Regions from separate parts of the Homo sapiens genome. Here regions 2, 3, 4 and 5 are each linked to region 1. The links are chromatin contacts, found by Hi-C or POLR2A ChIA-PET in ENCODE. All regions are on one chromosome and are shown on one strand. The core of a region is the stretch at or near the end of the contact, and the rest is flanking DNA. Distances in the headings are between cores, read along the strand shown.

What was found. A loop is a pair of places that touch in the nucleus more often than their neighbours do. ChIA-PET counts read pairs that join two places held with the same protein, here RNA polymerase II (POLR2A). Pooled maps may share reads with other maps.
Region 2: a loop to region 1 is called in a map of psoas muscle, with 19 times the contacts of the local background. The contact joins the enhancer-like site here to the promoter of LMAN1 in region 1. A Hi-C loop is called at or near these places in 1 of 168 maps with a recorded cell type or tissue (psoas muscle), 1 of 37 single-sample maps with no recorded cell type and 3 of 50 pooled maps.
Region 3: a map of CD8-positive, alpha-beta T cell shows a loop between it and region 1 (24-fold over the local background). The contact joins the promoter of SERPINB8 here to the promoter of LMAN1 in region 1. A Hi-C loop is called at or near these places in 3 of 168 maps with a recorded cell type or tissue (CD4-positive, alpha-beta T cell, CD8-positive, alpha-beta T cell and naive thymus-derived CD4-positive, alpha-beta T cell), 1 of 37 single-sample maps with no recorded cell type and 16 of 50 pooled maps.
Region 4: a loop to region 1 is called in a map of ascending aorta, with 5 times the contacts of the local background. The contact joins the promoter of PHLPP1 here to the promoter of LMAN1 in region 1. A Hi-C loop is called at or near these places in 3 of 168 maps with a recorded cell type or tissue (CD4-positive, alpha-beta memory T cell, ascending aorta and naive thymus-derived CD4-positive, alpha-beta T cell) and 13 of 50 pooled maps.
Region 5: a pooled map shows a loop between it and region 1 (15-fold over the local background). The contact joins the promoter of VPS4B here to the promoter of LMAN1 in region 1. A Hi-C loop is called at or near these places in 1 of 37 single-sample maps with no recorded cell type and 9 of 50 pooled maps. POLR2A ChIA-PET finds 5 or more read pairs at or near these places in 1 of 52 experiments (CD8-positive, alpha-beta memory T cell).

What each region holds. Positions count from the first base shown.
Region 1 is chr18:59,357,388-59,361,237 of GRCh38, forward strand. LMAN1 (lectin, mannose binding 1) reads right to left here and starts at 1,878. Exons shown (of 13, transcript NM_005570.4): 1 at 1,644-1,878. The coding sequence starts at 1,857. RefSeq lists enhancers at 1,293-1,392, 1,403-1,452, 1,643-1,832 and a silencer at 1,863-2,162.
Region 2 is chr18:55,336,767-55,340,935 of GRCh38, forward strand. All of the region lies in intron 8 of TCF4 (transcription factor 4), which reads right to left. Among named protein-coding and RNA genes, the nearest start is that of TCF4-AS1, 110 kb to the right of the region's middle. Within about 2 kb of position 1,470, at least 16 of the 41 ENCODE cell types and tissues checked have a DNase peak (open chromatin) inside an H3K27ac peak, as active enhancers do; they include psoas muscle, where a contact is called at or near this core.
Region 3 is chr18:63,968,612-63,972,548 of GRCh38, forward strand. SERPINB8 (serpin family B member 8) reads left to right here and starts at 1,470. Exons shown (of 7, transcript NM_002640.4): 1 at 1,470-1,559. It overlaps LOC105372165 (a long non-coding RNA gene), which reads right to left and starts at 1,893. Exons shown (of 3, transcript XR_935576.3): 1 at 712-1,893. It also overlaps a transcript of HMSD not described here. RefSeq lists enhancers at 1,302-1,351, 1,382-1,551, 1,844-2,138 and silencers at 1,612-1,811, 1,822-1,881, 1,952-2,171.
Region 4 is chr18:62,713,408-62,717,208 of GRCh38, forward strand. PHLPP1 (PH domain and leucine rich repeat protein phosphatase 1) reads left to right here and starts at 2,134. Exons shown (of 17, transcript NM_194449.4): 1 at 2,134-3,801. The coding sequence starts at 2,277. RefSeq lists enhancers at 1,338-1,397, 1,488-1,597, 2,555-3,517 and silencers at 1,868-2,157, 2,508-2,737, 2,948-3,087, 3,398-3,497, 3,598-3,717.
Region 5 is chr18:63,421,058-63,424,943 of GRCh38, forward strand. VPS4B (vacuolar protein sorting 4 homolog B) reads right to left here and starts at 1,419. Exons shown (of 11, transcript NM_004869.4): 1 at 1,176-1,419. The coding sequence starts at 1,202. RefSeq lists an enhancer at 1,287-1,586.

The DNA of each region.
Region 1 (3,850 bases), core at 628-3,127:
GAAGAACAGGCAGGCAGTGGAGAGGTGTAGAAGTGAAAATGTGTGAACAAATCCATCACTACTGAATAATTCATCATCCCACAAATAGAAACAAAAACTCCAAAAACTTGTGTTTGATATCATTTGCATCACCTTTGTGTATCAAGAATAGAGATACCTTGATAACAAATGCCCAGTAATATACCCTTGCTGCATGGGCACATAATAAATGACTGCTGAGTAACGAAATAACTGCACTCTACTTCAACTACTTAATGACTTGGTCATTAAGTCAAATTAAAATCTATACCTTTCAATTACACATTAATTTGAGAGAAATAGCGCTTCCTAAAAGGGTGCTTCCTATTCAGTAATTACTTTCTAGAAATGAAACATTTTGTTTCAAGAACTGGATAATCTAAAGTGATGTATAAAAACCTTATATAAAAGATTACTTATGGGGGAGGTGGGAGGGATAGCATTAGGAGATATACCTAATGTTAAATGACTAGTTAATGGGTGCAGCACACCAACATGGCAAATGTATACATACTAACCAACCTGCACGTTGTGCACATGTACCCTAAACCTTATAGTAAAAAAAAAAAAAAAAAAAAAGATTAATCACACACAAAGATAGAATTCAAACTGCCAGAGCTCCTCATCTCATATAAAGGCATTTGCCACTTGTTCAACGGGTATATCTGATGGTCACTGAACAGAGCTTATGTCATGCCAAGTGCTACGATTGACTCCTTAGTCAGCAGTGACACATCAGCACTAAAAAGTGCAGATATGTTTTCTTTCACGTAAGTAAATGCTCTAGCAAGGCTCTCTTATCTACAAAAGTGCCAAACACAGAGAGTGAATAAAATATGAACCCAAGATTATTTCAATGCTTCCAATTTTTTTAAAGGGCTAAAAATGTAATGCTATTCTTAGTCTCAGGTTCAGAAACAATCAATCCCTAAAAATATATCCCTTCTCCTAAAAAGTTACATAATGTGTTACTACGAGAGAAAAGATCAAAGACCACACCAAGTCACTGAGAGGAAAATGTGTAGTTCCAACAGTATAAGAATGTCTTCTGACATACAAAGACTTAAAAAATTACTCTAATACTACTATATGCCATCTCAGGAGCCGTCAGTGGGCATGGGGTTCAAGCGAAGCATTAACCATTGCTAACACCGGAGCAAAGAAATCGGGGATCGGGGGTGGGGGGTGGAAGCGGGAAAGGAAGTAAGGGGGCTTCTAGAACATGTCTCAGGTTGGGATGGCTGGGGGTAGGGCACATTTCTCCTAGAGACGTGGCGTTGTGAAACATGATACCTAGAAGCAAGTTTGAGTGCTAGGAAGTGTAGGAGGTAACCAAACACCTCTAGATCCAACGGAAAGTACCGACGAGATCAAAGAAGGGAAGACAGCAGGCGGGTGAGAGAGAACAGAATGGGTGAGGGAAAGACTCGGGGACAAGCGGAGGGAACCGTGCGAACCAGGAGGGACCCGGCGGAGGGGCTGCCAGGAGGGTCCCCTCCACAGCGCATATGGTGTGCAGCTGCTGGAACGGGAACCTCAGCACACCAGGGTAGCCGCGGATGAAAGGCGAAGAGGCAGCAGAAGGGGGAGAGGAACCCGGCCCCCAGCCCTCTGCTCCGGCTTACTCCCCGCGTGGGCCCAGAAGGGCACGGTCCCGTCGCTCTGCACCAGGTGCGGCCCCTTGAAGCTGTATTTGTACTCGAAACGGCGATGTGGCAACGCGACCGCGGGGTCTCCTCCCACGCCGTCGCCCCGGACGAAGCGACCGAGTGACAGCAGCAAGGCGCAGAACAGCGGCCGAACTCTGGCCCGGAGACCCCTTTGCCTGGATCCCGCCATCTTGGATTCTGGAACGCGGAGGAGGGCGGGAGAGGGAGGGGCGCGGATGGCTGCGGATGGCCAACAGGGCGCTCGCTGATTGGCAGAGCCCGGGGGACCCCCAAGGGCAAGGGGTGAGCCCCGCCCCCGGCCTCCGCTTTCCGCGCGGCCGCACGGCCAGGAGCAGCTGTGGGCGGGGCCACGCGCAGGGGGCGGGTCTGGGGCGGTGCGGTCCTTCGGCCCCGCCCACCCTCCGGGGGTGGGGAAAGGACTCCAACCTTCGCTTCCCGCGCGGCAGAGTGCGGGAAGCGCCGATGGGTCCTTACCTGCAGGGAGCTTTCTCCGGCTTCTTAGAATACCTGGGAGCAGGAATTGGCTAGCCCTAAGACCTCTGGACCCAGCCTGTACAAAACCTTTTTAGTATATTAGAAGAAAGGTGTTCCTTTTGATGTGACATCAGTTTTTCAGTGGCACAATCCCGAATGCTTATGGTCCCAGCCCACTGAGCTCTACCAAGCTATGTTAGAGCGTTGCAAACTAGAAACCAGCACCCACGGGGTTGTAGGATGCCTTAGGATTTATAAGTTGGTGTCGGAAAGAGGGTTTCTGTGAATTTGTCAGCCAGCCTTTACATCTCAAAATTTAATTCCAAGAGCTTTCCAAATTTTGAAACCATGGCAAGAGTGCATTCAAATGAAACTGACTTTGGTTTGGTTTGGTTTTGGTGAGAGGGATAATGTGCTATGGACCCAGGCGTCTGTAGAACCTGGACATTTGATATAGGATCGGTCTTCCACTCAATGAATACGTTCTATATTTTAAAGGGGACTCCTCTTTCCCTTGCTTAGGAAAAAATATCGTCAAAATATTCATGGTAATCCAAAGTTTTGTTTTTTCAAAAATGTGTCATGATGAGTTTTTCAAGTCCAAGAAACAGCAGTATGATTTATATTGTTTTTACACATGGCTTTTTATTAGCTCTGTTCGTGTGGGCTACATGAACGCCACACTAGCCCTAGGGACTCAATACCCGCATTACTTAAACTTATTTTTCATTAACTTCCCAGTTTTGGAAGTTGAATCCCATCTTCGGATTCATGGGCCATTACTGTTAAATCTCTTTCTAGTGCTCAAATAAAACCTTCAAGTTGAATATGGATTTAAGGCTTTCCGCCTGCTAGTCTCGAGATGTAATTTAAATGAAAGTACCATACTTACTGCTATCTCAGCAGCAGCAGTAACAAACATTTATCCACTGTATGGTGTATGTGCGTCATTGCCCTGGACTCTCCATGGTTTTCAACCCATAGGATTTAATCATTTTATTTTCTTTGGTTCTCTCATTGCTCTGGCAACCAGCTCTATGCCTTGCACAGAGTGAAGATTCCATAAATATTTGTTAAACAAACATTAATGTTATAAAAATGGCAAACACTTACTGAGTGCTTTCTGTGTGTAACTGCACTAAGCCTTCAACATATGTTAACTTATTGAATGCTGACAGCAGCCCTCTAAGGTAGATGCCATTAATATTTCCATTTACAGATGAGGAAACAGAAGCATAGATTAAATAATTTGCCCAATGTCACACAGTAAGTGGCAGAGGTAGGTTTCAATTCCAGCCATTCTATCATTGAAGCCTTCAATCTTAAGAACCGTTTTATGTTAAACATTATGTATATTAAGTATTTTCAATTCATTACGCATGATTTGAACTCATGAGGGACCTGAATTTCAAGCATAATACAAGTAAATATTTGTAATTTTGCTGAACCATAAATGTAAATCTTTATGTTCTGTGAAGCTGTTTCTTAAAAAAAAAACTGTTTTATTGAAGCATATTATATAGAGAAAATTATGCCAGCCTTAAGAATGTAACTCAATGAATTTTTCCCAAAATGAATACCTCCCATGCAACCAGCATCCAGATTTTTTTTTTAAAAAACACACATTTCTAGAGTTAATGGGTGCAGCACACCAACATGGCACATGTATACATATGTAACAAACCTGC
Region 2 (4,169 bases), core at 220-2,719, 4.0 Mb before region 1:
TTAAGAATCTTGCATTATTGGTGTAAATACTTCCAAGGGTACATCAAATTGTAATCTTTCATACGACATCCATCAAACCAGGCTGGAGATTTTGACAAACATTAAACACAGTAAGGAGGCAATTATGTATGCATGATTTAATCTGCAACTAATTAATATGCAAATTTATTCATATGTTAGTTACTAAATTAAAAATGCAAAGAAGCCCTTATGGTGATTCTCGAAATTTTGCACAAACAGAACATTTAAAATGTAAGAAAAATGAAGTTTTTTAGAAAACTATAACACACTTTTAGTGTCCCCAGAACCTGTTGCATTAAGAAGACTCAAAAATATGTGTTTAAATACTAGATAATAATTTAAAAGGTGTGCTAATTTTACGTGAGAATGTGGGAACAGAAAGGTTAATCAGAATTCTCTCGAACTCTTAAGAGATACACTCTAATTACCAGACAAATGGTATTCTATTTCTAAGCTTCCTTCCCTGCTTTTGGGTTGTCAGAAGTTGGTCATCTTACTGATATCTTATATAAATGGTTAGGAGTTTTGAGGGGAATAAATAGTATTTGAAAGCAACCAGATATAATGAAAATTTAGGGTAACTCTGAGACCATTTGGTGTTCACTAAACATACAATTCGCTCAAGATGGCAACTCGCTCTTTTTGCCTTTGGGGAACAGCTCTTTGCAAACAGAGAAATGGGAGGAAAATCTTGAGAGAGGCTAGAAATTCTACCAAACTCTCTTCCAAATGAATCTTCAAAGAAAATAATGTGGCTAACCAAAAAGCAACAACCTCCCAAAAAAGCAGAAGGTAATTTTATCTGAATTCAATCTGGCTATTTTAGTCCTACATTTTCCAGACAGTCCAAAATTGATTTGAATCCTGTATGTGAGATGAGGGGTGCGGAGTGGTGATAATTTAAAAATATCTTTGGGTGTCTGTATACAAGGGAGTATCCCTTCAAGTGCACTATATATTATTCTTTGGTATTATTGCCTTATGCCAGAACCTGATTCCCCTAAGACTGCCTAGTGATCAGCAGTGAGATTTTGTATGGATCACCTCTCATCTGTTTACCTTTTTCATCCGACGTCCGATGGCCATGTACATACACACAAAGCTCCTGGAGCTGGCTCTTGGAACAGCTGTACTGGCCTCAAGAAATCAACACAAGTCAACTGTATGAGGAAGCACAATAACAGCATCTACGGCTCTTCCTAGGGCACTGAACTCTCACCCATGTTAAAAAAAAAAATCACCATCAGTCTCGCTGCTGCCAAGTGACACACAAAAAGGAAGTTAACCATTGGCTGTGACTTGCATTCACAGTCTGACTCTGATTTCCCTGCTTCCCTTAGCCCATTCTGATGCCAAGCGGACTACAGCTTGCCCATTTCATTTCGACCACGGCAGCCAAAAAAAGCACTGCCCCACCGTGCGACGACAAGCAGTCTGTTTTGATATTAGTACCTCAGTATGTGATAGAAGAGAGTCAGATGTCCTCAAACTATGTGCCCTCCCCCGAGGGACTCTCTCCTGGCCCTCCTTGGCCAGAGAGATGGCAAGCGTGCCACAAATCCTTAGCTTTGAAAGCACAGGGGACGGAGAGGCACTATCCGCAGGCTCAGACAGAAATGGCCATGAGTGCCTCTTCTTCCGGGGAGAGGATTCAGGCCCTCCAATTCCACACTCTAGTCTAACTGGAAATATTAACTCAGATTCTATTCACTCCCTGCCAGCATACAAAACACAAACTGAATTACATAAGAAAAAGAGTCATTTTCTTATATAATTAAATTGTAGTAAATGCTAGTAAGTAAACATCAGGTTTCCTTCTTTTTCTTTCATGAAAGACAGAGGAATATATGGGGTTCCCGAAAATTGATTTTTTCATTGATTCTTAGGGAGGAAGATGAGAGTGAAGTATTCTCCCCCCCACAACAAATTCTGATTTATTTGCTAAATGTACGGAATCTGACTGTAACCTGGTTTAACCTCTGAATGTGCCTTGTAATGTTCTAGTTCTCTCCAGCACTAATAGATCATGCTTTTTATAATTCCAACGAGGCATCGTCAGGTGAGGACTGCAATTGCTGGGCATTTCAAAAGTCTGAGAGTACCCTGGGCATCTTTAATTTTTACAGGTGACTCAATTTTTGTTGTGACCAGAACTGAACATAAAGCTTTTAAAAGCTTAAATGTACACATTTATGCATTCATTACACAGTGTTAAATCTAATTTGTTCTTTTTACTGTCACAGGAAGCACATGTTTAAAGCAATCTGTTTCCTCATGTGAATGCTTTCCTGTCTGTTTAAAAAAAATTGCGACACACTTTACCCTGAGTAACCAAGAGGTGATCATAAATATCCCTAAATAGCATTAAACAGATATGAAAGACATTAACACTTTCAGAATGCCAAAGTAGTATTAAAAAAAAATTCTAACAGATGCTCCTAGGTCAAAAAGTGAAATGTGTGTTTCCTGAAAAAACACTCTCATCAGAATCATAAATGAACTGTGAGTGGAGAAGTGAGGTGTTGCTGAACAAACCAGGATCCTTTTGGTGAGGAACACGGCAATCCACTGCCAACGTGTACTTGCCATAAAAAGCCAAATCGAAATGGAAGTTTGATGAAAACCAATATCCTTTGTAATCCACAAGGTGGCAATGACTACAAATGAGGGGTGGCTAAATCGGATCTATCGGCTTTCCAGAGAAAAATTATCTCTGTGAACTGAAGCATCAGTCCCTGTTCAGGGTGTACACGGAAGAAGTTCAGGGCTCATCAGCCAACAGGGACTTTTCCCGAGGAATCTAACTCAGTGCCTGGTTTTTCTGCAAATTAAAATTGGCTGGGAAAAGACATTCATTGTGGAATGTGGAGACCACGCTTCCGCTCACACCTCCCCCCTCCCTACTTTCAGCAGATGTTTTTTTCTTTAAATGCAAGAAGAGTTAACTAAATCAGCCTTTATATATAAAAAAAAGTGTTTTAAGTTTCTCATAGCCGATGATCAAAAATACCTTTTCTTTTGTGAATTCAACAGGGGCACTGAGAAAAGATACATTATAATGCGTCAAAGGCTACAATCTAGCCATTCTTTGACTTTACCTTAAAACATCTGTACAAATATTCCTGCTCAGTGTAAGAAATCTACCTAAGCAGTCCTAAACAAACTGAACTCTGTTTACTTTATAAAAGAAACAGACTGCCACACAGGTCTACCTAGTCCACACATCTTCATCTTGCCAGGCAAAGCTAATATCTTAGGCCTAACCTTCAGTTTTGCGGGGGGATCTATAGCCAGCCCCACCAAGGGGCTGTGCATCACTTGGGCAGACCCGTTCCCGGCCTATTAGAGAATACCACTGACACAAAACAAAAGAAAAAGCACGTATCTCCTTATCACTTAGAGGCAAGGCTGATTTAGGCATAAACAAATTATTGGCCAAGGGAACCACAGTATAAGCAGCTCCGGGCATCACAGCCGATGTACCAGTTCAAAAGAGAGAAGATAAAGTATTTCCAACACAAACTTTGCAGACCACTAGGTCTAATGATTAAAAGGGCTGACTACGTGTCTTGGTTTGATAGAGATGGGTTTGCAGAGCCTGGGAAACACAGGGAGACCCTGTCTCTACCAAAAAAAAAGAAAAAAATTAGCCAGGTGTGGTGGTTGTGAACCTGTGTACCCAGCTACTCAGGAGCCTGAGGTGGGAGGACCGCTTGAGCCTGGGAGTTTGAGACTGCAGTGAACTATGATTGCACCACTGTACTCCAACCTAGGTGACAGAGCAAGACCCCATCTCAAAAAAAAAAAAAAAAAAAAGCAATATTACATAATTTCAGAAAAAGCAAGTGACCTCTGTTAGGTAAAATTCTTTTGAACATAGCTGAGACCCTGGTCTTAGTTTCTATTCTACTGCTAACTACTCCTAAGTAGGCTGCCATGTTAGATTTGTTTCTCAAATGCCAAATGAAAGGTAGTTACCTTGTTACTGATAATAGCATGACAGTGCTTTTTATTATGTGTAACAATAGTATGTAACATTCAAGGATATTACATAAATGCATTCAAACCCCAATGAGTACTTATTTTACAAATAACTGTGTAGCTAGGAAGTGACATAGCCCCCTAAAAACCCAGTTGATCAGATTTCA
Region 3 (3,937 bases), core at 220-2,719, 4.6 Mb after region 1:
GAAGTTTCACGGAGGAAAACAAGCATTTTTCATCTTTTAATCTGTTTTGCTGGTCAAAGAGGAAAAGGAGTGGATGGACAAAGTGGGGCCCAAAGTCTGGATCTAGTTCTGACCAACAAGGAGAAATTGATGCACAATGGGGAAGTGACCTTGGCATTTTCAACTGGCAGAGCCGGTAAGTTTGGGCACAGTTCAAATGTGAGTCTGTAGCCACTAGAGAGAGGGGTTTCAAAGTCATGGAGAAAAGATGGGGGTGAATCCTGCACCAAGACTTATTGAGGAGAGTTCTTGGGAACAGTTACTTTTAGGATTCCACAGGGAAATCACTGAGCGAGTTTTACAAAATACTGCTGCTGGGTTCCCTCCTCCAAGAGATCTTTACTTAATTGGTTTGGGGTGCAGAGTGGGAATGTGCATCTTTAAAAGCAGAATTCCCAAACTGGAGAGCTCTGTGAGAGCTTCCTGCAGGAGACATTATTTGAACTGAATTTTGAAAGACAAGCTTGCATGCCAGGAACCCCATGTATATGAACAGAGGATATGAAGGAATGTAAATAATTTGCTATGGCTCTAAAGAAAAGAAGGGAGAAATCAAGACGTGAAGAGGCTTACACTCCTTGCTCAATAGTTTCTAATTTATCTTTTTGGATAAGAGGATGTTATAAAGGATTTTAAACTGAGGTATAAAATAATTAGAATTGGAATGTTTACCTGAACTTCAGAGTAGGCAATAGGTTGGCATGGATCAGAACTGTAGGTAGGAAAATTAATTGTTTAGGAGAGACATGAGACATGATAGAGGTGACAGAGTATGGACAGGAGGAACACAAAAGTGATAGAAGTAACAGGACTGTTGATCATTTAGTTAAAAGAACTGCGGAGGGACACACCCAGGTTTCTGAGAGATGTCCAGTAGTACACAGGTAACATCTACGGCTCGAGACAGGTTAGAGATTTTGAAGAAATAAGTTAAAAGTTGAAACATGAACCTATGGATATAGTGGAGGTCATACAAGAAGATCATATTATAATGAAAAGAAGAGGGCTTAGAATGGTAGGAAAGGAATCAGGATACCAAGCAAAGGAGTCAGGAAAGAAGGGAAGGGTGCTCTGGAAATCCTGGGAAGGTCAAAGAAGAAAGGGCTAAATGTCGCCAACAAACAAAATGAAATAAGACCTGGGATGTATTTTTTGGCCAAGGCAATTAGAAAATGATTAGTATCCTTATCAGGAGCAATTTCAGAGAATGTTTGGGTGGACGTCTAACTACAGTGGAGTCAAACGTGAATCAACGGTGAAAAAAGGACAATAGCCAATGTGTACACTTTTTATAAAAACCACCCTCCAAGGACCAGGCACTGGCCCTCTCTCCGGTGCCCACAGACATCCACACAGGCCCAAAGAATCAGGGATTGCACAAGCCAGAGCAATCGAACGGTTCTGAGTCATCTGCCGGAAGCCTTGCCCTCAATCAAGGCGGACGTGAAGCATCTACAAAGGAGGAATAGTCAAAGCAGCAGCGGCGGCGGCGGCGGCGGCAGCAGCAGCAGCAGCAGGAGGTGGGGGCCTCTGCCAGGTACCGGGCGGGGCAGGCACGGAGGTGCCCAGGTTCCCGCGGAGGCCACCTCTTCCCTGGAGTGCGTGAGAGAGGGGAAGGGAGGAAGGCCAGAGCAGGAATCAGAGCGAGGCAAAGGCGGGCAGGAACTAGGAGAATGACGGCGGGAGGCGGCCGGGAAAGAGAGTCGCGGGGCTGTGGGGGTCGCCCTGGCACCAGCCGGGGTCCCAAGCCCCACCGCGAGACCCGGCGAAGGCCGAGGGCCGGGTCCCGAGAACAGGTGCGCCCAGACCCGCCCTGAATAGGAAGCTGCCCCTGGAGAGGGAGCGTCTGTTTCTAGGCTTGCGATTTGCTGCGCTGTGATTTGCTGCCGGATGGGAGCGGGGGGTGACGCGAGCAGTGAGTTTGGAAGCGCCGGAAGCTTGGGCGGGAGCCCCGGGAGGGCGAGTGGGAGGAGCCGCCGCTGCGGAGGAGGCTCCGGGAGTGCGGGTGGCGGGGCCTGGAATTTCCGTGGCGCCTGGGGCAGATCGGGGAGGCGCCGAGTCCCTGCTCCCCTGGCGCCCAAGCTTGCCCCTGTGCTTACAGCCTATTGGTTGCACCTTCTCCTTCCCTTCCTGTCCCCCCCCTCCGTTCTTTCCACCCCTGCCTTCATCTTTCTGTATCTTTCATATTCTCTTCTTCATTGTCTGCTTCCTCTCAAATGGGATGGGGTTGGGGGTGCTTCTTCACCTACGCCCCTCTCTGTTGCAGCCACCGGCGTTACTTTAACCAATTCCTCACTTTCCAGACACTCTCAGTCCTCTGGCTGCTGCTTCACTCCTGAGACCTCTCCATTCCAAAGGGCCTCACCCAGGGCTGCTCTCCGGGCCCCTCCCGCTTCCCTGCCTCGGGCTCTGCGTAGACCGCGCCCTCTTCCCTGGGTCCACTCGCAGGGGCAGACTCGTCTCCCCAGTTCTCCCAGCACACCCTGATGGCTGGGTCTCAGTCTCCGTTTCGCGCGCGCGCTCTCCCCTCGCCCTCCTCTGTCTCTTCCTTTTACTACCTCCAGATATTGGAAATTCCACAGAAATAGGTGGATTTCTTCCCTTGTGCCTCCACTAGATGTTCTGTGTAGTTTCATCCATTCTCATGGAACCTCTCGGAATCGGGATGCTGATGGCTCCAGGTCTCTGGCTCTAGACAGTCTACTCATCCCCGTCCCTAACTGTTTACAAACATCCTTGGCTGTCTTTGTTACAGGTTCACCTGGTATGGTGTGTTCCACGCATCTCAAATGGAACAAGTCATATTCCCCATTCCAGCCTGACTCCTCATTTAAAATTCCAGTGGTTCACGACCCACCCTGAGTATGAATTTATAACAGCTAGGCGCCTCGGGACTGGGCCCTCCTGTGCTCTGTCCCTATGTGAGCAGTCACTGCCTGGCAATTCCAGCCCCCACTTCTCTATTGCAGACAATCCCTCTGCTTTCAGCAGTCCCTGGCCCATGGTGGTGGCCTACGCGCCAGCTCCCCAGCCTCTTTTCATACCAAATACTGAGCCGGGTTATCTTTCTAAAGCCCCAATGCACTCATATGAGACGTTTGTTTAAAAACCATGCATGGCTTTCCAGACCATAATCTCAAGTTCAAACTCCTAAATGTGGCATAAGGGTCCGTCCTATCTCACTACCACGTGGCTCACAGGAAACCATAGAAACCCACCCCAGGGGCACCACACAAACCATGCCCTTTGTCTTCCTGCCACATTCTTGGCACCTGCTAATTCCTCAGCCTATTATTTGCATCCCCCATTTCACCACCTACGGAATGCCTGCCCGGCTTTTCTTTTTTCTTTTTTTTTTTGATATGTGGTTTTAATAAGTTTCATTACCTATTGAATAAATACAAAAGAACATTTAAAATGTGTATTGAATTATAAAGAACAGCAGTACAACCCATCACCCAGTTTAATAACTGGAATATTGTCATCGCTGGAGGCCGTGTTTCCCTACTGATCACACCCTCCTCCCTCATCACATCCGCTTCCCTCCCCTCTGTATCACCACCTTCCTGAGTTTCATGATAATAACGACATAGTTTTACTGTCTACACATGCATCCAGAATGATTTAGTTTAGCCTGGTTTTGAACTTTACGTATATGGAATAATACTGTATTACTCTGTGGCTTAATCCTTTAATACATTATTTGTGGGAATTGTCCATGTCAAAAACTAAAGAACTTATAGATATGGTTCTTTCAGTTTTTATTGTTCTGTATTCCATTATACTAATATACTACAATCCATTTATCCATTCTGTTTTTGATGGACATTTGGGTTGTTTCTTTTTTATTATTATACTTTAAGCTCTAGGGTAAAAGTGCACAATATGCAAGTTTGAT
Region 4 (3,801 bases), core at 884-3,383, 3.4 Mb after region 1:
GTACTTCTGCTGCATTTTTTGAATGTTATTCTTTCTAACCTGTAAACTCTATGAAGGCAGGGACAGTGTGTGATTTATTCAACTGCTATAACACGGTGACTGGTACATAATAAATGTTTGTAATTATCTGTTAAATTAATTGACTTGAAAATGTTATCACTCTTGGGAGAACTTGCAATCTCCCTAATTTTTCATATGTTGCTGTTGATTGAATTTAAATAAAATACATATTATTAATAGATTCATGAGGCTAAGGGGTGAAACTTTAAATGAAAATACAGAAAATCATCAGGAATGTAAAAAATCATTGAGAAATATTTATTTTTATCTCCACAGCTTCTTCATTCTTGTTCAATGAAACTGTGATAACCTAAGCGGTAAGTTCCAGTTGGTCTCTCTCTCCAACCCCCTTCACTCTTCATCTGCAAGTTTAGTCACTTTATTGAGGTTAAAACAGGTCATAGATAGTATGTGGTTTAAAACTGTTTAAAAGTTTCACATGTGAAAATCCGGATTTAGGGCCTGGCGCGGTGGCTCACGACTGTAATCTCGGCACTTTGGGAGGCTGAGGCGGGCAGATCGCTTGAGACCTGCCGGGGCAGCATGAAGGGACTTCCCACCCCCACTAAAACAATACAAAAAATGAGCCGGGCTTGGTGGCAAGCCCTGTAGTCCCAGCTACTCGGAGGATGAGGTGGGAAAATCACCTGGGCCCGAGAGGCGGAGGTTGCAGTGAGCCCAGATCGCGCTACCGCACTCCAGCCTGGACGACAGACCCACTCTGTGGCCAAAAAAAAAAAAAAAAAAAAGAAAAAAAGAAAAAAGAAAGAAAAAAAGAAAAGAAAAATCCCGAATTACAAAGCAATTGGGGGAATGGTAATTCAATTAAAAAGGTGTACAACATTCTTTTAAATAGTAAACTGCCCAATGATTACAACATTGATTCAACTGACGAAAAATACAACTTTTCAGACCACGACTAAACATTGTGGCAGTAGAAACTATTTTTTTTTTCCCTGAATGATGAAAGAAAAAAACCAGAGAAGACGTTAAGACAGAACACGTGGAAAAAGCCCATCTCATACTCCATTCTAATGTTTCTTCTACTTACCAGTGCTTTCTGTGTCATTAAACTACTTCAGACTTCAAGAGCAATGGGAAACAATGAAACCTCAGTCCTTTGCTATTTTCCTTTTCAGGTACAGGAGAGGGAGAGGACAGACTTAGGGTTGTGCCTTCGAACAAGCACATTCAACGACAGCCTCAGTTAGAATTCCCAGACGCTGCCTGTCTTCCTGGGTCTTGAAAAAGTGGGGAAAAAGTGAGGTTGGCCCACTCAGACTGCCAGTGATGCTGTGGTGTGACGGGTGTGTATCTCTATCTCATACAATGGGCGCAGGTGAGGACCAGGACCTGCGACCTTCGTACGTTTACAGTCCCTGAAAGCCCTCACCTTTAATTAGTAGGGAAAATAAAAGTCATCTGGCAAGCTGGAGTGCGGGTAAAATACAAGTTAATGAACATGAGCATTCGTGTTCATTAAGAACTCTGGCACAGAGTTCAACGGCAGAGGGCACAATACTCACTGGCCACGGCCAGCTGCTGGCGGCCAGGAGAAGCAGAACCAAAGGACCGCTGGGACTTGTAGTCCACCATGTTTCCCTCGGGATTGCCGATCCCCTTACGAGAACCACAACTCCCAAGGTTTACCGCGCGCGTCGGTCTTCACTGCCCTCTCCGAGGCCGGCTCAGGAACCTCCCGGGAAACTGCCCCCCACCCCGCCCTCGTACGCACGCGTCACGTTTGTTTACCCTGAAGCTCCGCCTCCGGCCATCCCCTGGCTCTCCCCACTCCTCCCTGGAATGCCGTCATGCCGGCGATGAATATTTATGAGGCACACGCGGCCCTCCCGCCCTGCCAGCCTCCCGCCTTCCCGCTCCCGGCGCATGATTAATATTCAATGAGCCCAGATCCGCGGCTGGTTCGCCGGGTTGAGGCGGGGGTAGCGGGCGGGGCCGGCGCTGGGGAGCCCGCGACCCGGGCGGGGAGGGCGTGTGTCGGGGGGGCGGTGGCGGCGAGGCGGGCGCGCGGGATGGAACACTGAGACACCGACGGAATGCTCCGAATCGCCACATAATCCCCTGGAACGGCCGCGCACAACGCCATTGGCTTCTCCCTTCTCCGCGCGCCGCCGCCGTCTCCCACCTCCGCCTCATCGCCTCCCTCTCCGCCCGCTGCCTCCGGAGCTGGGGGGGAAACGCGAAGCCCCACTGCAATGGAGCCCGCCGCCGCGGCCACGGTACAGCGACTCCCCGAGCTCGGCAGGGAGGACCGAGCTTCGGCTCCGGCGGCCGCCGCTGCGGCAGCAGCAGCAGCAGCGGCGGCCGCGGCGGCTCTGGCGGCGGCGGCCGGGGGCGGCCGGAGTCCGGAGCCCGCGCTGACCCCGGCGGCCCCGAGCGGCGGGAACGGCAGCGGCAGCGGGGCGCGGGAAGAGGCCCCAGGCGAGGCGCCGCCGGGGCCGCTGCCGGGCAGAGCGGGGGGTGCCGGGCGCAGGAGGCGGCGCGGGGCGCCCCAGCCCATTGCCGGCGGGGCTGCCCCCGTACCCGGGGCCGGCGGCGGCGCCAACTCCCTCCTGCTGAGGAGAGGGCGGCTGAAGAGGAATCTGTCCGCGGCCGCCGCGGCCGCCTCCTCGTCGTCGTCGTCCTCGGCCGCTGCTGCCTCGCACTCCCCCGGCGCTGCCGGCCTCCCCGCCTCCTGCTCGGCCTCGGCGTCGCTGTGCACCCGGAGCCTGGACAGGAAGACGCTGCTTCTGAAGCACCGGCAGACGCTGCAGCTGCAGCCGTCGGACCGGGACTGGGTGAGGCACCAGCTCCAGCGCGGCTGCGTGCACGTCTTCGACCGCCACATGGCCTCGACCTACCTGCGCCCGGTGCTCTGCACACTGGACACCACGGCCGGCGAGGTGGCCGCCCGCCTGCTGCAGCTGGGCCACAAAGGCGGCGGCGTGGTGAAGGTGCTGGGCCAGGGGCCCGGAGCCGCCGCCGCCCGGGAGCCCGCTGAACCGCCCCCCGAGGCCGGCCCCCGGCTGGCGCCCCCGGAGCCGCGGGACTCGGAGGTACCGCCCGCGAGGAGCGCGCCGGGTGCCTTCGGGGGGCCTCCGCGCGCGCCCCCCGCCGACCTACCCCTGCCCGTCGGCGGCCCGGGCGGGTGGTCGCGCCGCGCCAGCCCAGCGCCCTCGGACTCCAGCCCCGGCGAGCCGTTCGTTGGGGGCCCTGTCTCTTCGCCCCGCGCCCCACGGCCTGTGGTCTCCGACACCGAGAGCTTCAGTCTGAGTCCCAGCGCCGAGAGCGTGTCTGACCGGTTGGACCCCTACAGCAGCGGCGGCGGCTCCTCGTCGTCGTCGGAAGAGCTCGAGGCCGACGCAGCCTCGGCCCCGACGGGGGTCCCGGGCCAGCCCCGCCGTCCCGGCCACCCCGCGCAGCCCCTCCCGCTTCCCCAGACGGCTTCCTCGCCTCAGCCGCAGCAGAAAGCCCCGAGGGCCATTGACAGCCCGGGCGGGGCCGTCCGCGAGGGGTCGTGCGAGGAGAAGGCAGCGGCAGCCGTGGCCCCGGGAGGCCTCCAGTCTACCCCCGGGAGGAGCGGGGTGACCGCGGAGAAGGCGCCTCCGCCGCCCCCGCCGCCCACCCTGTACGTGCAGCTCCACGGAGAGACCACCCGGCGCTTGGAGGCGGAGGAGAAGCCATTGCAGATCCAAAATGACTACCTCTTCCAACTGGGATTTGGGGAGCTGTGGAGGGTGC
Region 5 (3,886 bases), core at 169-2,668, 4.1 Mb after region 1:
AGAAAAGAAAAGGAAAAAAACACAGACAAATCAACACTTGACTTATTCCACAAAATGAGTCATTGTTGCAATTATACAATTATAATATTTTGTGAAAGATAACAATTATTTTAATAATCTTCTAGGTCGATTTTCAAGATGAAAGTCCCAAGCAAGCCTCCTTTCCCACTCTTTTTGTGTATGTGTGTGTGAAATTTTAATCTCTGTTTAAGTGGGTCTACTTTGAGTGGTCTTTCTTCAGAATCAATTATCATGGGTTAAGGAGTTCTTCCATTACCTTTGATGCCTCTGTCAGGCACTCCAATAACTGCTTGTTCAACAAACTACCGGAAGTCCACGACGGGGACTCAATACAAGTATTTTAGGCTACTCTTTTGTGCCTTATTGACTTACTGGACTGGGAGTCCTCTACATTAAGCCACATTACATTCTAAACGCCACTGAAGCCCTAGATCCATTCTGGGGATGGGAGACACCATTACATTAAGAAATTTCTTTTCTGAACGAATTCCATTCCACAGAGGACTAACGATTAAGCCTAAAATCTTAAGATTCCATGATTTGTGTACAAAACACTGTGCTCATTGCGGTAGAGGAGGGGAAGTGGAGCCACACAGAGGTTTAAGAATACTCCTCGATCTTACACACTACCATCTGGGAGCCACAGGAGTGTGCACATAAATTCAATGACTTCACGGAGATTGCATGCAGGCTGGCTGTAATCTCAGATTCTTGGTCTGTTCCCATATCTCTACTCACCTGACAGCTCAGAATGAAGGGGTCTGCTGTCAGCTTGAGAAACTAAGACCGAACTATGACCACCCTATCTTCAACTGGTCCAGAATAGGGCTTTGCAAAAATTACGTTCTTTCTTTCTCCGTTAACCCTGATTGGAGAAACCTGCCCAGATCTTGGCTGGTTTGGAAGCGGGAAGTGTCAACAAAAGTGAAGAGTCTCACAAAGCCAGTAGCTCGGGAGACCCCAAGAGCGGGCCAGAAACGACCTTTCCGTTGGAAAACGGGCCCCTCTCCCACCTGCTGCAGGTCCCCGGACCCGCCCTCCTGCGCCTCGACCACAGGCGCGGCCGCTTCCTCCCTTCTCCCCGCCCCCCACCCGCTTCTCGCGCCTCCCCTCGATCCCAGCTCCCTAGGGGGACGGGAGATGAGCAATGATACCTGGAGGTTGGGCGAAGTGGATGACATGGCGGAGTTCCCAGGCGGTTCCCAAGGGAACGAGGGGCGAGGAGAGCCAACAGCAGCAACGTCGAAGCGCGCACGGGGTAACAGCCCTCAAACTGGGGAGGCCGGTGGTTCTCGGACCGCGAAGGGCAGCCTCCCTTCCGGAACTTGTTTTAGACAACACTCTCTCCACCAGAGCTCCGACCCTCCCCACCAAACTTCCGCAATCCCGAGGCCCTCTAGGTTCTGGTCCCGCCTCTGCTCCGGGCACTTCCGATTTCGTCATCAGCACGCGCACCCAGTCACCAGACTCCCTTCTCTAGCCACAGCGCAGGCCCTCCCTGGGCCGGGAGAAGTAGCCTGGAAGCCAATCGAGCCCTGGCGGAAGTCGGGCTCGGCGCAGGCGCACTGAGACTCTGGCCTAGGCGCGGGCGGCAGCCTGGCAGACCTAGGAGAGCGCAAGCGCGGAAGCACAGAGCCGGGTTTTGTTGTTTGTTTGTTCCCCACCCCCGGGGACGTCTTTTACTTTGAGATGAATTATTGGCCCCGGCTCCCTTCCCTCCTCATCCACATGCTTTGTTGCCTCGTAGCTTTTGAGTGAAAAAGTCGTCCATTTCCAAGACCCGCCGACTGGGGGCTTTGGGCCTGTGACTGCGCCTTCACTCCGTGTCCTCTGTGGAATGGGGGCGATCACCGTCCTCGTCTCGGTGGTGAATAATTCAGGAGGGAGTGCGCGGTGAGGCGGCCGCACAGCGGTGCGCTAGCAGTCAGGCCGCGGGCGGGTCGGCGCTCGTTCCCGCTTGTTCTTCCCACGCCACTCGGCATCTTCCAAATGACTGTTGTGTTGGGAAGATGAATGTAAATAAGGCGTGGACGGCCGCTGTCCTCGAGTATGTGGTCTGAGAGGGAAGCACTTGTCCTGTAAAATGGGCATATCAGATATTATTTATGCCAGTTATGTTTACAAGCAAATGGCTTGAGGAGGTTGAATGCGTCAGGGATTAGAGGCAGAACCAAAGTAAAACCCTTTCTCAGCCTTCCTATGGTTTGCAGCCACCACCACCCTTTTCTTCTTTTCATAGTTAACATTCTCAAAGGAAAGCAACATAGATGTTTAATCACTCCATCATTTTTTTCTCACTCATTTCTTAATTTTTTCTCATCTGGCATCTCCGAAAGAATTAAAGTCCTCTCCTCTTCCCTCTTCATTGGTATTGTCAACTACCCAGTTCTTGTTTGTCCAGCTTCCCAATATTCCTTATCTGCTTCCTTCACTGTCTCCCTTTCTTACTCCTCCCTGAGCTTAAGCTGAATTTACTCAAGAGTCTGATGTCCTCTTCTCTCTTCACCTCTGCTCATCTAACTCTCTTCTTGAGCTTCAGCTATCAATAGACTAGAAATTGCTTCAAATCTGGATCTCTAGACCCACCCCATCCCCAGCCCAGCATTTACAACAGCCTCCCAGAGGTTTCCTTCACAGGGTTTTTCTGCAAGACAAATTCAACATACTCTAATTAATTACCTTCTACCCTAAACTTCTTTCTCTGGTCTCTCCTTAGAATAGTATTGCCAAATCTGTATCATCCAGGCTCGAAGCACAGAGCCCTCTCTCTGCCCTGCATCTACCCGTCCTTTCTTCCCACTTGTGAATTTGCCTTCGCAAAATGATGACTGAGACAGTGAAAGAGATCTAACTTAACCAACTCCATCTTACTTTTAACCTCCAAGCTGTCCTTGTACATTCCTGAGCATAGGCTGAACTAACTGTGGGAGAAACTGAGTTTATAATTTAAGCAAAGATGGGCCGGGCGTGGTGACTCACGCCTGTAATCCCAGCACTTTGGGAGGCCGAGGTGGGTGGATCACTTGAGGTCAGGAGTTCGAGACCAGCCTGGCCAACATGGTGAAACTCCATCTCTACTAAAAATACAAAAATTAGGCCGGGTGTGGTGAGTCACGCCTGTAATCCCAGCACTTTGGGAGGCCAAGGCGGGCGATCACCTGAGGTCAGCAGTTCAAGACCCGCCTGGCCAACATGGTGAAACCCTGTCTCTACTAAAAATACAAAAATTAGCTGGGCATGGTGGTGCGTTCCTGTAATCCCAGCTACTCGGGAGGCTGAGGCAGGAGAATTTCTTGAACCGGGACCTAGGAGGCAGAGGTTGTGGTGAGCTGAGATCGCACCACAGCACTCCAGCCTGGGCTACAGAGCGAAACTCTGTCTCAAAACAAACAAACAAAAATTAGCCAGGCGTGATGGTGCCTGCATGTAACTCCAGCTACTTGGGAGGGTGAAGCAGGAGAATCACTAGAACCCAGGAGGCAGAGATTGCAGTGAGCCAAGATCACACCACCGCACTTCAGCCTGGGCAACAGAGTGAGAATCGGTAAAAACAAACAAACAAACAAAAAACCCCTCTTTTATCACCAGTAATAAGCCATGTTGTTATGATGGAACCCCTGATGTGGAGAAGGGCACATTAGCTCTGTGGTATGCTTCCCAAACCTGTAACCTCAATCTAATCATGAGAAAACATCAGAAAAATTCATATGGAGGGTTTTTCTACTTCTACAAAATAACCAGTGCTCCTCAAAAATGTCAAGATCATAAAAGACAAGGAAAGACTGAGGAACTGTCACAGATTGTAGAGACTAAGAAGATGACAACTAAATGCAGTATGGGATTCTGGATTGGATCCTGAAACAGA